Linked DNA regions of Mus musculus: region 1 is linked to region 2. The links are chromatin loops, found by intact Hi-C in ENCODE. Cell type or tissue: left cerebral cortex. All regions are shown on one strand. Links, peaks and the distances in the headings refer to the core of each region. The heading gives the core; the rest is flanking DNA. Region 1 holds the start of BB019430 (expressed sequence BB019430). Region 2 has its middle 32 kb from the start of Sh3rf3.

What was found. Hi-C counts contacts between places; a loop is a spot of excess contacts. Peaks named below come from ENCODE experiments on the same cell type or tissue, not always from the same donor. Only the 100,000 strongest peaks of a DNase experiment are listed, where the experiment ranks them.
Region 1: it touches region 2 in a loop (2.0-fold over the local background); 2 of 42 quality-filtered maps call a loop at or near these places.

What each region holds. Positions count from the first base shown.
Region 1 is chr10:58,694,791-58,703,217 of GRCm38, forward strand. It overlaps BB019430 (expressed sequence BB019430), which reads left to right and starts at 1,955. Exons shown (of 5, transcript NR_033565.1): 1 at 1,955-2,002; 2 at 3,069-3,144; 3 at 6,576-6,715; 4 at 7,006-7,069. In left cerebral cortex, for the core only: no CTCF peak of the experiment used is centred there; a DNase peak (open chromatin) is centred at 4,457.
Region 2 is chr10:58,777,249-58,785,675 of GRCm38, forward strand. No RefSeq gene overlaps it. Among named protein-coding and RNA genes, the nearest start is that of Sh3rf3, 32 kb to the right of the region's middle. In left cerebral cortex, for the core only: no CTCF peak of the experiment used is centred there; a DNase peak (open chromatin) is centred at 4,563.

The DNA of each region.
Region 1 (8,427 bases), core at 3,320-5,819, 82 kb before region 2:
CTGAGAGTTGCATGGGCTATCTCAGGACATTCGGGTTACTGACAACTAGAAAATGTACAGATACCATTAGAACAGCAGGGAACATGTGCCCTTGAGCAGCCAAACAGTAAAGACATTCTTTAACACCCACAGACGTCACTTTCAACATATTCATGCTACAAAGGGAAAGTTCACCTTCCCGTCGTTCTCAGAGGCTTTTGCCCATTCACATTCCAACTTAAACAAGTTTCACGTTATACAATAAGTTACGGTTACTGTGTTTCCACCCTTGAATAACAGAGCCATCCCAGTTTTGTGGAAAGCAGAACAAGCTTGCTAGAATGCAGGTGTCTTAAGGGCAAAACTTAATCTGTACTGCTTATGGGCACTAGAGAAAACTGATGTTTTATAAGTTACACATACACACACATGTATACACTTTAAATTAAAATTTTATTAATTTTTTTCTATATATTTGATCATGCTTTCACTACTCCAATGTCACCCAGGTCTTCCCCCATTTTCTCCCTCATTCAACTCTCTTTCCCTCCCCACTTTTCTATAAAAACTCACAAAAAAAAAGAAAATAAAAAAAAGACAAAATGAAACAAATCAAAAAAAATCCAACAAACCAAAAATGAATAAAACAAAAAATGTCAAAATACAATAAGAAGTCTACAAAATTTAACAGATTTCACTTTGAGTTGGCCAGTTATTACTTGGGCACGGGGCCCCTGCACTGCAGCATGGTTGATTTGCCCAGTGACTCCATTGGAACAAACTGTCACTTTCTCAATGGGTATCAACTACAAATAGCTTATTGGTTAGGAGTAGAAACAAACATGTTTCCCCTTCCCGTCCTCAGTGCCGAAACGGTGTAGGTCTGGTGCATGCTGACATAGTGCCTTAGAGTTCATCAACTGTGCATCAGTCCATTATCTGGAGGATACTGCTTCCTTAGGTCATCCACCACCTCTGGTTCTTCCATTCTTCCCACCTCCTCTTCACATGGATCCCTGTGTCCTGAACAGGGGAGGTGATGACGACATCACATTTAGGACTGAGAGCTCCAAAGTCTCACTCTCTGAACATTGTCCACCTGTGGACTCTGTGTTCCTCTCCTTCTGTTGCAAGAAGAAATTTCTCTGATGAGGGATGAACAAGGCACTGATCTATAAATATAGAAATATGCCATTAGAATTCATTTTATTGTTTTATTCCTTTAGTAGAATAAAACATTAGCATTAGGTTTTTGTGATGGTTCGAACATGCTTGGTCTAGGGAATGGCACTATTAGGAACTGTAGCCTTGTTGGAGTAGGTGTGTCACTGTGGGTGTGGGCTTTAATACCCTTGTCCTAGCTGCCTAGAAGTCAGTATTCTGCTAGCAGCCTTCAGATGAAGATGTAGAACTCTCAGCTCCTCCTGTACCCTGCCTACCTAGATGCTGCCATGCTTCTACCTTGATGATAATGGTCTGAACCTCTGAACCTGTAAGCCAGCCCCAATTAAATGTTGTCCTTATAAGAGTTGCCTAGGTCACGGTGTCTGTGCACAGCAGTAAAACTCTAACTAAGACAGTTTTCCTCTAGGCCAATGCACTATCTAGTCTCAGGCTCTTTTGTGCATTTTAACAGAGTCAGTTACGGGTTTCATCTCATGGAGTGGGCCTTAAATCCAATAAAAAGGTTCTTGAATGCTACCATACCATTTGCGCCATTATTGTATCAGTCCATCTTGTAGGCTGCTGTAGGTCACAGGGTTTGTGGCTGGGTGGTATTGATGATGTAGTTTCTTCTCCAGTAGCATGCAAACTACCTTCCAGTACCATGAATGCTAGTCAGTAGGGGTGACGCTTCTAGTTAGGCACCAGTGTTACCATCAGAAGTAAGGCCTCAGCATCATGGTTGTGAAGAGTAACCAATACCTTAGCAACAGCCTGTGATGTTTGAGGTTCCATGGAACCCCTCTGGCTCATGACTCAACAAGATGTAACCCATTTCTGGCACTGCGGCCTTTACTTGGTTGGTATAAGATGGCTAATCAGGGCTTTGTGTCCTCCTTTAGATTATAGCTTCACTTAAAGTCTTTTCATAGATGTATATGTTTTAGGAAGCTTCCACAGTAATAGCCTTCCATTTGACCGTTGCAGAAGACCTTTAGTGTTAGGGGTCCCTTATTATAGCTCCACCTTTATCCTTATTCCCAATACCCTCCCCATTCAATCCTTCTATTCCACTTTCTTAATTCACTCCATAACATTCTATTCTATTCTTTCTTCCTTGAGAGATCCTCTTACCTGATCCTGACCCCTTCCCAGGTGCCTAACCACTGTGGTTATTCAGATCGAAAGACATATCAAAAGCTTAAAAGCTAACATCCACATGTAAGAAAAAAATGCAACATTTGTCTGTTGAGGTCTGGCTCATCTCACTCAGGATGATTTTTTTCTAGTTCTATCCACTTACCTGGAGATTTCATTTTTCGTAACTGCTGAATAATACTCCGTTGTACAAATGTACTACATTTTCATTATGCATGCATCACTGGTAGCTATCTAAGCTGTTTCCAACCTGGCTATTTTGAATAGAGCAGCAATGAACACGGATGAGCAAGCGGTGGGGTGTAGAGTTCTTTGATATACATCCCAGAGTGGTATAGCTGGATCTTGAAGTAGACTGATTTTCAGCTTTCTGAGGAAACTCCACACTGATGATGCCCATAGTGGCTGTACAAATTTGTACTCTCACCAGCAAAGGAAAAATGTTCTCCTTACTACACATCCTCACTGGTGTGTTGTGTGGTGTGCTTTAGTGATCTTTGCCACTCTGACTGGGGCAAAATGAAATCTCAAAGTAGTTCTAATTTGCATCTCCCTGATGGCTAAGCATGGTGACCATTTTAAAAGTGTTTTGTGGTCATTTGTGTTTCATCTTTTTGGGGTCTCTCTGCTTAGTTTGTGCTCCATTTTGAAATTGTGTTGTTTGGGTTTTTTTTTTTTTATTTTTGATGTTCAGTTTTTTAGTTCTTTGTAGGTGCTAACCTTCAATCAGATGTACAGTTGGTAATGGGTTTCTCTCCACTCTGTAGGCTGCTGCTTTGCCTGAATGGTGACGTTCTTTGTCATTCAGAACCTTTTCAGCTGCATGAGGTCGATTTATCAGCTGTAAGTCATAATATCTATGCTAAAGGTGTCCCGTTCAGAAAGTCCTTTCCTGTGTTAATGAGTTCAAACTTGCCCTCATTTTCTCTTCTCTCAGATTCAGAGGATCTGCTCTTATGTTGAGGACCTTAATCCACCTGCAATTGAATTTTGTCCAGGGTAGTAGATATGGATCTATTTTCACTTTTCTACATGCAGCTATCCAGTTTCTACATGCCTAGTACCATTGGTTGAAGATGGTGTTGTTTTCCCCCAGTGTGTATTTCTGGCTTCTCTGCCAAAAATTGTGTCCATATGTATGTGGAATTATGTATGGGTCTTCAATTTGATTCCACTAATTAATGGATCTTTTAAGTACTAATGCTTTGCTAAAACTGTGCTTTTTTTTTTTTTTTTTTTTTTTTTTTTTTTTTTTTTTTTTTGCTTTTTTCCCTCCTACTATAGCTCTGCAGTACAACTTAGAGTCATGGATGGTAATACCTCCAATAGTTCTATTATTATTCAGGACTGCCTTTAGCTATCCTAGGTTTTTTGTATTTTTTGTGACATTAAATGTTTTTTTTTTAAATCTCCATGAAGAATGTTGATGGGTATTATATTGAATCTGCAGATTGCTTTTGGTTAGGATAGCTATTTTATAATATTAATCCTACTGATCCATTAGCATGGGAGATGCTTCCACCTTCTAGTGTCTTCTTCAGTTTGCTTCTTTAATGTCTTAAAATTTTATTATATAAGTCCAGTTGCTTGGTTAGCGTTCTATCTATCTATCTATCTATCTATCTATCTATCATCTACCTACCTATATCTCAAAAGCTACAACTCCTTGATTTCTTTTTCAATCTGTTTGTCACTTGTGTATAGGAAGGCTACTAAGTTTTGTGCATTAATTTTGTATCCTGCTACTTTGATGGAAATGTTTATCAGCTGTAGATGTCTCCCAGTAGAGTGTTTAGGGTCTTTTATACATGAAATTATATCATCTACACATTAAGGATACTTTGACACCTTCTTTCTTTATTTGCTCTCCTTCGGTTGTCTTGTGTTTAAGTTAAGCCTTAGGTCTCCATTGGATAGGTCCTTGTCTTGTTCCTGCTTTCCTTGCGTTGTCAGAAGCTGCTACTACCAATGATACACTGAAATTCAGATCCTGGAGGTATTGCCTCTATGTTTACTTCTAGAGAGTGTTGGAGCTATGAGGCACATGGCCAGCTCTGTCTCTACTGCCAGATTTCAAGCTGAGAGAGAAACATGAGCGTGGGCATACCAGGGGATCATGAAGAAATCTCACAATGACAGGATCAGGTCTGGCCAATTTCTTCAGCTTCTTCAGGACAGGTTTAGATAAAGCCTTGTTTGAAATGAAGGACACCTCTGAAATGGAGAGTGACCTTTCCCAGCCTGGGCGGAGCTGTTGCCTGAACCTCCCACATCCCTTTTCTGTGGTGATTTACTCATATCGTTGGGCAGAGCTCGCACATTCAGTCAGTGGATAGTTGGATGCATCCTTGTGCCATCTGTGAATGCTGAGTCCTTCAGAGGCTCGGCAATGGCACCCCAGCCACACATCCTCCCTCTGTGTGGACGAGAGAAGAGACCTGTACAGGCATCACCCTGTTCTTACACTGTCTAAAACCCCTGGTGACACCAAGCATGAGTGTGGTGGATCCTCTTATTACTGTTTCCTATTATTTCTACCTTGGAAATAAAACACCAGGGTTTTTGTCTGAGGTGCTGAGAGCGGCCACTGAAGGAAAGAACCTTATAATTTGTTTGGGAAATAGAAAACCTTTGCTTCTAGATTTCGGAGCCACCTCACTAGTAATGCGATGGCCAGGATGCTGTTCAGAAAAGAGCTTTGTGCTAGTAACCGTTTTCTTACAGCCAGTTCACTGCCCCAGAATTACTGTTGCCAAGATGTTTATCATCTGTCAATCATGACTGACAAGTGTTGCCACCTGGAGCTTTCTGGAGCTTGTGTATAGGAAGGCTACTAAGTTTTGTGCATTAATTTTGTATCCTGCTACTTTGATGGAAGTGTTTATCAGCTGTAGATGTCTCCCAGTAGAGTCTTTAGGGTCTTTTATACATGAAATTATATCATGGGCATTAGCCATGATGTAATTATAGGGCATTAGCATTGTTCTGAATGCCAAGGCAACTTTTATTTGCAAATAGATGCCATTACTTAAGGTGCAGGATGGAGGCAATTGGGAACAGAGACATGTAAAAAAATCACTTCAGTGATGTCTTATCCCATTGTCTAGCAGTCTGTGTTGCTACTGTCCCCATCGCCATCCACAGTCCCTGCTCCATCTGGCACCCAGAAGCACCTTTCCCCAGTGCAGATAGGATCTACTCTCTTTTCATTTCCTACCCGGCTTCCTTAAAGGCTTTCTGTTGCCATGGTAACTAAAAATCTTCCTCGACCCCACTAAGGTTTAGTATGTCTTGGCTCCCACTGTCTCTGTACCCTCCTCATTCACCATTTTCCCAGAGCTTCTTCCCAGCACCTTACTGGCCACAGGATAGTTAATATTCACTTTTGTTTCAGTTTTCTTTCTGTTACTGTAATAAAACTCCGTGACTGAAAGCAAGTTAGAGGACAAAGAGATTTATGTGGTAGCACTTCCAAGTCACACTCCATTTTTGAGGGGAATCAAAGCAGGATTCCCCCCCCCCCCCCTTGCAGGCCCTTGACTAGAAACCGCAGAGGCTCAACACCCGCCCCCCCTCCATCAATTAACATACAGGGCAGTCCCCACAGTCGTGTGGAGAACAATATGATCAAGGCAGGCTCTCAGTTGACAGTTGGCACTTTCCTCTCAGATGACTGCAGGCCAGGTGATGCTTTTGTTCAGTGGCAGCCTATGTGGTGCTATGCAGTCTGCCTAGCAGGAAGGCACCCTTGCAGGCAGGTCAGGCTTCTTACCTCAGTGTCATACAACGTGAGTGTGTGGCTTCTCCGGCAACAGGGGCTTACTAGTGGGTGGACATCCAGGGACATTGGCAATAGCTTGCACTGTGTGCGGCCCTCTGGGACCTTGTTAACCAACAGATCACAGGCAAGTATCCCATACTTGGTACTGGATTTTCATTTAATACCATTTGGCTTTTGGGAGGAGCATTGTCCACTCACACAGTGTCTCCACTTAGACTTAAAAATCATTTTCTTTAATAGATTTACAAAATACTAGGATTCCACAGGGCCTTTCCATATTTTCTCGATTAGCCATTCTTGTCACCTTCTCCTCTCTCCATATCCCTCAACCCCACTTAATTCCCCATGACTAAGGATGTTGAACATTAGGGAAAAAAAGTATTTCTCCACCATTTATATTTCTTCTTTTGAGAATTCTGTTTACTTTCATTCCATTTTTAATGGAGTTTAGTGGTTTTTTTTTTTTGTTGTTGTTGTTCTTTGTATGTTCCAGATATGAATTCCTGTCAGATGTCAGATGTAAAAGTCCCTAGGAAGGAGGACTGTTGGCACTCTACATGGCTCCTTCCCTCAAATGATGGTGTCCTTTGCTGTACGGAAGCTTCTTAGTCCACAAGGTCCCATTTGGTTATTGTGAGTCTTAATATTTGCACTACCAGAGTCCTTTCCTTTTTCTCTTTTTTAGAAAATTTATTTATTATATGTAAGCACACTGTAGCTGCCTTCAGACACACCAGAAGAGGGCGTCAGATCTTGTTACGTATGGTTATGAACCACCATGTAGTTGCTGGGTTTCGAACTCAGGACCTTCGGAAGAGCAGTCAGTGCTCTTAACCACTGAGCCATCTCTCCAGCCCCAGAGTCCTTTTCAGGGAGCCTTTTACTGTGCCAATAAGTATATTCTCAACTTTCTCCTCTTTCAGACTCAGGATATCAGGTCTTCTCTTGATCCACTTGAACTAGAGTCTTTGTTTCGCTGAGGCTATGGTGAGTAAAATCATCTCCCCATTTCTGTTTTCAATTTTTGTTGTCGCTATGTGGGAAGGGCAAAGCGTTCAGTATGCTAATTTTATATCTTGCTTTTTAAAAAAAATTTATCAGCTTTAGGAGATTTCCGGTGGAGTCTTTTATATATAAAATCATATCATCTTCAAATTTGGTCTTCCTTTCCTACCTTTGTGCCCTTTATCTACTTCTCTTGTGCTATTGCTCGTGATAAGACTTCAAACACTTTATTGAACAAGACTTGGGAGAGTGGACATTCTTGTTTTGTTCTTGATCTTAGTGGAAATACTTTGAATTTTTCTCCATTTAGGGTGGTTTTGACTCTGAGCTTACTGTATGTTGCTTTTATTATATTTGCATATGCTCCCCACAGCTCTGGATTCCCCAGGACTATTATTATGAAGAAATATTGGATTTTGTCAAAGATCTTTTCTGTATTTAATAAGTGATCACATGGTGTCTTTCCTGAGATTCTTAATTACTATTTCTACTTCATTGGTTGCTATGTGTCTGTTTAAATTATTACTTCATTTTGGTTTTACATGGGTAGGTCATATATATCTAGAAAGTCACTCTTTTTTTTTTTTTTTTTTTTTTAGGTTTTCCAGTAGAATAACTTGTAAAACTGTATCTTTATAATTTGATGCATTTCTTCACTGTCCATTGTGATGTCTTCCATTTTATGGCTAATTTTGTTAATTTAGGTTGTCTCTCTTTATTTTGGGTTAATTTGGTTAAAGGTTTGTCACTATTGTTAATCTTTTCAAAGAACTGAGTGTTCATTAATTCATTGTACCACTTTTTTTTTGCTTCCATTTCATCTCTGATTTTGATTATTTCTTCCTATTTACTGTTCTTGTTTTCTCCAAGACCTTCAAGTGCATCATTAAGTTATTAATTTGAGAACTCTCAATTTTTGTTTTAGCCATAGAGGAAATATTTTTTTTGAAATTTTTATTAGGTATTTTCTTTATTTACATTTCAAATGTTATCCTCTTTCCTGGTTTCCCCTCCAACCTCCCTTATTCCATCCCCCCCCCCCCTTGCTTCTATGAGGGTGTTCCCTCCACCCACCCTCCCACCCACTCCCACTTCCTCATCTAGGCATTCCTCTATAATGGGGCATCAAACCTTCAAAGGACCAAGGGCCTCTCCTCCCATTGATATCCCACAAGGCCAACCTCTGCTACATAGGCAGCGGGAGCCATGGATACTCTTTAATTGGTAGTTTAGTCTCTGGGAGCTCTGGGGGGTCTGGCTCTTTTACTCTTTCCACTTCTTCTTCCATAGGGTTCCCTGAACTGGTTGTAGCTGTGACTCTAACAGCACAAGCAACCCTA
Region 2 (8,427 bases), core at 3,191-5,690:
GTGGGATTGCTTCAAGCTTCTCACCATTTACTTTGATGCTGGCTACTGGTTTGCTGTAGATTGCTTTTATCATGTTTAGGTATGGGCCTTGAATTCCTGATTTTTCCAAGACTTTTATCATGAATGGGTGTTGGATTTTGTCAAATGCTTTCTCAGCATCTAACGAGATGATCACGTGGTTTTTGTCTTTGAGTTTGTTTATATACTGGATTATGTTGATGGATTTCCGTATATTGAACCATCCCTGCATCCCTGGGATGAAACCTACTTGGTCAGGATGGATGATTGTTTTGATGTGTTCTTGGATTCGGTTAGCAAGAACTTTATTGAGGATTTTTGCATCAATATTCATAAGGGATATTGGTCTGAAGTTCTCTATCTTTGTGGGGTCTTTTTGTGGTTTAGGTATCAGAGTAATTGTGACTTCATAGAATGAGTTGGGTAGTGTACCTTCTGTTTCTATTTTGTGGAATAGTTTGTGAAGAACTGGGATTAGATCTTCTTTGAAGGTCTGATAGAACTCTGCACTAAACCCATTGTGTCCTGGGCTTTTTTTGGTTGGGAGACTATTAATAACTGCTTCTATTTCTTTGGGTGATATCGGGCTGTTTAGATCATTAACCTGATCTTGATTCAACTTTGGTACCTGGTATCTGTCTAGAAACTTCTCCATTTCATCCAGGTTCTCCAGTTTTGTTGAGTATAGCCTTTTGTAGAAGGTTCTGATGGTGTTTTGGATTTCTTTGGGATCTGTTGTTATGTCTCCCTTTTCATTTCTGATTTTGTTAACTAGAATGCTTTCCCTGTACCCTCTAGTGAGTCTGGCTAAGGGTTTATCTATCTTGTTGATTTTCTCAAAGAATCAGCTCCTTGATTGGTTGATTCTCTGAATAGTTCTTCTTGTTTCCACTTGGTTGATTTCACCCCTGAGTTTCATTATTTCCTGCTGTCTACTCCTCTTGGGTGAATTTGCTTCCTTTTGTTCTAGAGCTTCTAGTTGTGTTGTCAAGCTGCTAATGTATGCTCTCTCTAGTTTCTGTTTGGAGGCACTCAGAGCTATGAGTTTTCCTCTTAGAAATGCTTTCATTGTGTCCCATAAGTTTGGGTATGAAGTGGCTTCATTTTCATTGAACTGTAAGAAGTCCTTAATTTCTTTCTTTATTCCTTCCTTGACCAAGGTATCATTGAGAAGAGTGTTGTTCAGTTTCCACGTGAATGTTGGCTTTCTATTATTTATTTTGTTATTGAAGATCAGCCTTGGTGCATGGTGATCTGATAGGATGCATGGGACAATTTCAATATTTTTGAATCTGTTGAGGCCTGTTTTGTGACCTATTATGTGTTCAATTTTGGAGAAGGTACCATGAGGTGCTGAGAAGAAGGTATATCCTTTTGTTTGGATAAAATATTGTGTAGATATCTGTTAAGTCCATTTGTTTCATAACCTCTGTTAGTTTCATTGTGTCCCTGTTTAGTTTCTGTTTCCATGATCTGTCCATTGGTGAGAGTGGTGTGTTGAAGTCTCCCACTATTATTGTGTGAGGTGCAATGTGTGCTTTGAGCTTTACTAAAGTATCTTTAATGAATGTGGCTGCCCTTGTATTTGGAGCGTAGATATTCAGAATTTATAGTTCCTCTTGGAGGATTTACCTTTGATGAGAATGAAGTGCCCCTCCTTGTCTTTTTTGATCACTTTGGGTTGGAAGTCAATCTTATCAGATATTAGGATGGTACTCCAGCTTGTTTCTTCATACCATTTGCTTGGAAAATTGTTTTCCAGCCTTTCATTCTGAGGTAGTGTCTATCTTTTTCTCTGAGATGAGTTTCCTGTAAGCAGCAAAATGTTGGGTCTTGTTTGTGTAGCCAGTTTGTTAGTCTATGTCTTTTTATTGGGGAGTTGAGACCATTGATATTAAGAGATATTAAGGAAAAGTAATTGTTGCTTCCTTTTATTTTTGTTGTTAAAGTTGGCATTCTGTTTTTGTGGCTGTCTTCTTTTAGGTTTGTTGAGGGATTACCTTCTTGTTTTTTCTAGGGCGTTGTTCCCATTCTTGTATTGGGTTTTTTCTGTTATTATCCTTTGAAGGGCTGGATTTGTGGAGAGATAATGTGTGAATTTGGTTTTGTCGTGGAATACCTTGGTTTCTCCATCTATGGTAATTGAGAGTTTGGCCGGGTATAGTAGCCTGGGCTGGATTTTGTGTTCTCTTAGTGTCTGTATAACATCTGTCCAGGCTCTTCTGGCTTTCATAGTCTCTGGTAAAAAATCTGGTGTAATTCTGATAGGCTTGCCTTTATATGTTACTTGACCTTTTTCCCTTACTGCTTTTAGTATTCTATCTTTATTTAGTGCATTTGTTGTTCTGATTATTATGTGTCGGGAGCAATTTCTTTTCTGGTCCAGTCTATTTGGAGTTCTGTAGGCTTCTTGTATGTTCATGGGCATCTCTTTCTTTAGATTTGGGAAGTTTTCTTCAATAATTTTGTTGAAGATGTTTGCTGGTCCTTTGAGTTGAAAATCTTCATTCTCATCCACTCCTAGTATCCGTAGGTTTGGTCTTCTCATTGTGTCCTGGATTTCCTGGATATTTTGAGTTAGGATCTTTTTGCATTTTCCATTTTCTTTGATTGTTGTGCCGATGTTCTCTATGGAATCTTCTGCACCTGAGATTCTCTCTTCCATCTCTTGTATTCTGTTGCTGATGCTCGAATCTATGGTTCCAGATTTCTTTCCTAGGGTTTCTATCTCCCGTGTTGCCTCACTTTGAGATTTCTTTATTGTGTCTACTTCCTTTTTTAGGTCTAGTATGGTTTTGTTCATTTCCATCACCTGTTTGGATGTGTTTTCCTCTTTTTCTGTAAGGACTTCTACCTGTTTGATTGTGTTTTCCTGTTTTTCTTTAAGGACTTGTAACTCCTTAGCAGTGTTCTCCTGTATTTCTTTAAGTGAGTTATTAAAGTCCTTCTTGATGTCCTCTACCACCATCATGAGATATGCTTTTAAATCTGGGTCTAGGTTTTCGGGTGTGTTGGGGTGCCCTGGACTGGGCGAAGTGGGAGTGCTGGGTTCTGATGATGGTGAGTGGTCTTGGTTCCTGTTAGTAAGATTCCCACGTTTACCTTTCGCCATCTGGTAATCTTTGGATTTAGTTGTTATAGTTGACTCTGTTTAGAGATTGTTCTTCTGGTGATTCTGTTACTGTCTATCAGCAGACCTGGAGACAGATTCTCTCCTCTGAGTTTCAGTGCTCAGAGCACTCTCTGCTGGCAAGCTCTCTTACAGGGAAGGTGCGCATATATCTTGTGTTTGGACCTCCTCCTGGCCAAAGAAGAAGGCCCAAAACAGGGCCTTTCTCAGAAGCTGTGTTGCTTTGGCAGGTCCCAGAAGCTGTCAGCTTCTGTGGTGCAGACTCTCACCTGTGCAGACTAAATTCCTAAGTTTGGAGGAGTCCGGGAACCAAGATGGCGCCTGCTGCTCCTGAGGCTGAGGCCGCCTTCCGAGCCAGGCGGACACCTGTCCTCTGGTCCGGACGGTGGCTGGCTGTCTGCGGCCCGCAAAGGGTGCTGCCTCAGCGGCTCTGTGCCTCAGCCTGTCCCAGAAGCTGTCTGGTTCTGTGGCGCACCCTCTCACCTGTTCAGACTAATTTCCTAAGTTCAGACTAATTTCCTAATTTCCTAAGTTAATGCCCTGTATTTGTCAGTGATTTGTGTTCAACATTATTTGAGCCATTTGCTATTAATGAAAGAGAAATACTTATTTGTGTTTTAAATAAAACTGATATAGGAAAAATAAAAGTGTCTTTGGCCATCTGTCTTTCTTTCTCTCTTTCTCTCTTTCTCCCTTTCTTTCTCTCTCTCTCTTTCTCCCTTTCTTTCTCTCTTTCTTTCTTTCTTCCTTCCTTCCTTCCTTTCTCTCTCTCTCTCTCTCTCTTTCTTTCTTCCTTCTTTTTGTATTCTCTGCTTAGTTTTATACCACTTTTAGTCAGTTTATTTTCTTTTTTTCCCCCTTCCCTTCTCCCTCTTGCTCCAGCCACACCCACTCCGGCTCTGCTTGCTCTGGGCCCCCACTCCAGTTTATTTTCTTGATGTTCATTTTTTTAAACTTTTTATATCCTAGCTACTAACTCTGTAAGATGTGTAGTAACGATTTCCCCCCTGTTCTTCAGGCTACTACTCTGTTCAAATGATGGTGTCCCTTACACTACAGAAACGTTTAAGCTCCATGAAGTTCTAGTTATTAATTGTCCTTAATGGCTACACTATTGGAGTCCTTGAACTCATTTCTCTTTTTGTAGAATCTTCACCTTAAAATATGAACAGAGTCTTCTACAAAATCCAGGGATCAAATGTCTAATTTCATCAGACAAAGCACCATGGAATTTTTTTTTTTAAAGAATTAAAAGTTTGTTCTATTTTAAAAGTATGTTTAAAACTAGATTATTTGAGTCAAACTAACTAAAATTTCTTTTCACAGAACTACCTTCTGGGGTGTTAGACTTCCATATGGTTGAGATTGTTAGAGGAATGTATCTAAGAACCAAGGTGGCAGTAATGGAGGCAGGAGGGGAGGGGTGGGCCAGAAGAACTGTGCTGCAACTCCTGTGGATGTGGAGTCATTGATACTTTACAGAAGACTCAGACACAAGATTCCCTAGTCCACAGAAATCCCAAGTCTAGGAGGAATAACCTATGAGTTGGGTAATATGATCAATATTTCACAAGATGAGGCAGGCAGGAGACTTAGGGGTCAAACAATAACAGAATATACTGGGATTCATATAATAGTAACAGTCAGAGCTTGTAGCATTCAGGCTTGGAGAGACCTGGCTTATCACTAAGCTAGATGCAAAGTATATAACAGAATCATCAAATCCTGCTGGGCCAGCTTCTAACGCAGTAAGGCCGAGAGGCGTTCTGTTCCTTTGAACTCTGTCAAATGCTCTCTGAGGCTTCTTACTTTGGAGTCCATGGGTTGAGTGTTTATTGAAGCTACCCATCTCTTGATTCACTGTTTGCTCTCTCACAGTAAACCTCTGGCTATTCCTATGTCCCAAGAAGTTGATTAGATTTTCGGTTGTATTTCTAGGAGGTTAGGCTCATGGGTTCCTGACCCTAGTCTCTGATGGCTTTGCTCATGTGTTAACAGCATCTCCGTGGCACGTGGGAGTCAGCCTGTCTTCAGGTTGTCCAACTTGTGCAGCTATGCCACATGAAACCCCAGGTGCTGAGACTAGTGGAAAGTGTACAAGCTGGTGAATTTTGGTTAGAGACTAGAGGTTCTTGGCCTGTAAAGGAGACACTGTGTGGAAAGGGGCTTCAGAAAAGAACAACAACAACAAAAAGCAAGCAAACAAACAAAAACAAACAAACAAACAAAGACAAGCACTAGTATGGAAGTCTCAGAGATGGCGTTACCTTACGCTTAGGGTCAGCAAACCTTGTGCTAATGGTACCTGTGGGTAAAGCTCAGACCTTCACATCTATCAACCTAGATTCAGTCTCACTGCTGCACGGGATAGCACCACCATCCCTATAAACCCTTGTTTGAGTGCCTGTCATCTGCTCTTGCTGATTCTCATTTATAAAGTTCAGCCCTTCTCCAGCTGTGCACACAGCCTCCCTGGATCCCAGTAGCTTCCACTGTTGGCCATTGCCCCTCTCAACCCTCTCTCCATCATGTTCACGAATACATCTGGTTCCTGCATGTGTACCGAGTACCATTGTTATCAATCTGGATTCTGTTTATGTGGCTTCAACTGTCTTGCCTGATACATATAACTATGACTTTCTGCTGTGTGGTCACTCAGTTTAATGGGGACAATGGTCACAGCATCATATGGTAGTCACCTTAACTGATGGTGGAAGCAGTGGATTTTCAAGGCCATGCCCAGCACTGTCTGAACCACACCCCGTGTTATGTGGGGATCCTAGCTTGAAATGGACAAGTTCCACAGTGGAGGTAAAGAGGGTAGTTCTAGGGACAATGAGACACACTGGGATGTCAGGCTTCTCTGAGGACAAGAGATTCTATCGAGATACTACCAAGTTCTGACAATAAAGGTCTTTTTGACATCTTCTCCAAAGTGTCTGAGACAAAGAATAAAAGATTTGTGGCTCATCCTGAGGTACAATCTTGGACAAGACTTGATGCCCATGGGTAGTCAATGAGCAAAGCACAGCACCCAATCAGCCCCTGGTACACATGCATTCTTATTGTTTCTTATGTGTGTATGCTTTCCATGACTCAGGCTTTCAGCACGTTCTTTGCCTTGCTCTGGACAGTGAGGCAATGTGGGGAGAGCATCGGGTTATGAGCCAGAGACCCTTTCTGAGCCCTACATAGACGATTATGAGTTTTGAGTCTTTGGGCAACTTACCTATCTCTCTGAGATTTGTCTCCTCATTGGTCACATTACAATGAAATCTGATTTTGTTCTTATGCTGCAAGCTGGCTGGGTAGGCAGAAAGGATGATATGCCAGCATGTATTATATATGGTCCTGTAAGAGGGAGAGTCAATTGATTTTTGCCATGGATGACATTCTTACACTGGCTATGAGATGCCTATTATCCAGTGGCCATGAGTAGCCTTCCTGTTCTTCCCATACAGCCTTCATTTCTTAGTCCAGTATCTTAAGAAAAGAAAATGTGAAGCAACACAGCAGTGAATTTCACTGAACAGGTTCTGCACTTAAAATTCCGACACTGTGCTCAGCCCAGCACTAATAAATTTTCCTGCCTTGAGTAGTACTTCTTAGACATGCGCTAAGGGAACATAGTTAAAGAAAAACCCAATAAAAGGAGATGATAAAGGAGACGAATCATAAATCACTGGCGTGGCCTACTGCTGCTGCTGTCCTCGGGCTGAATTTGACAGCAAGGATTCTAGTTTAGAATTTGACACTAGGATTCTTGCAATATAACCTTGTTCCTATGAATGGAATATTGAAAGGCCACAGCCAAGTATCTCATCATGTGGACAAGCAGGAGAGCGGAGAGAACTAGAGGATAGCCTCCTTCTTCATGCACAAAGCTGCCAGGAGCCAAACCTGGGCGCTACACACCATATCACCCTGCTGGCATTGAGTGATTGCTCCTGTAAGTTGGCTAAGAACCTTTGACTAAAAATCTGTAACATATGAGAGTCAGTGGCCTGGCCTGGGCATCCAACTGAGACAATGAACTCTGTTCCAGACTGGGGCTTGGTGGCCTTGGAGATACGGAGATATTGATAACAAGTGAATATAAATACAATTTACCTAGCAACATAATTCTCACAATCTTTTTTCTATCTTTCTTTCTGATTTTCTCAAAAAGTCATCAGTCTACCTCTAGTCATCAATGTAGTCCCTGAGTGGCACACCACAGAAGCTAGGAAGACAAGAAGAAATAAGCAATGAAGAGAAGAATCAAAGGAGTGGGATTGAGGCTCTTGGGCTCCTCAGCTCAGCTGGAGAGACCCTCCCCTGGGAGCTGCAATGCCTCTGCTGGGGAGGCTTCCTCTCAGAGCTGTGAGGTTCCTGGACTCCCATGTCTCGGGATGTCAAAGGCTTCCACTGGGAAACCTTTTCTCCTCAGAGCTGTATAGTTCCTGGGCTTCCAAGTCCCAGGATACCCTTTCATCTGAGCAGGAACACTCATGATCACTTTCCCCTGCTTATTCATTCATTGGATCCTTGCTTGTTCTGGATGTACCTTGTCCACATACAGCTCACAGTGTAGATATGACCATCTAACAGATAAGTGAATCACTACTATAATTTCAGAATGTAATAAGGCTCCTCCAGGAAGAGGTTATGATGGTGTGTAGCTTATACTCATCTCAAGGGAGGTTATGGTGGTGTGTAGCTTATACCCATCTCAAGGGAGGGCAGTTGGAAGGGCCAGTTAAGAAAAACCTTAATAATAATAGGAACCGGCCTATAATATCCTGGAAAAGGTGTGCTTGGGAATGAGAAGCATCTGTAGCAGAAGGTGGGCAAACAGAGAGGGCCAAAGAGTGGCAGGTCAGGTCCCGCAGAGCACTGAAGGCCTCAACGGAGCTCGGATGCTGTTTAGGAGCAATGGGTAGTTCCTAAAATGTTTTAAGCAAAGGAATGAGATGCTTCAAATTTCCTTATGGAGAAATCTCTCTGGCTACAGAAAGGATGGGTCGTCAAAGTGGGAGAAGGTAGTAGCTACACAGCTGCCACACTGTAAAAAGAGGATTTTGTATTTGAACCTTGTGCCAGAGATATGGCTGGTGAGATCATGGCTTTGTGATGCATTTGAGGTAGAAAAATGAGTATTGCCAATGGAAGTCACAAATAATAATGGAAAGGAAAACAATCAAGGGTGTCTTCTGGAGTTTGGATTAAGCAACTAGATACCAAGGTGTGGAGAATTGGACGGAGATGGGTGTGGAGCATAAACTTATGAGTTGAACGAA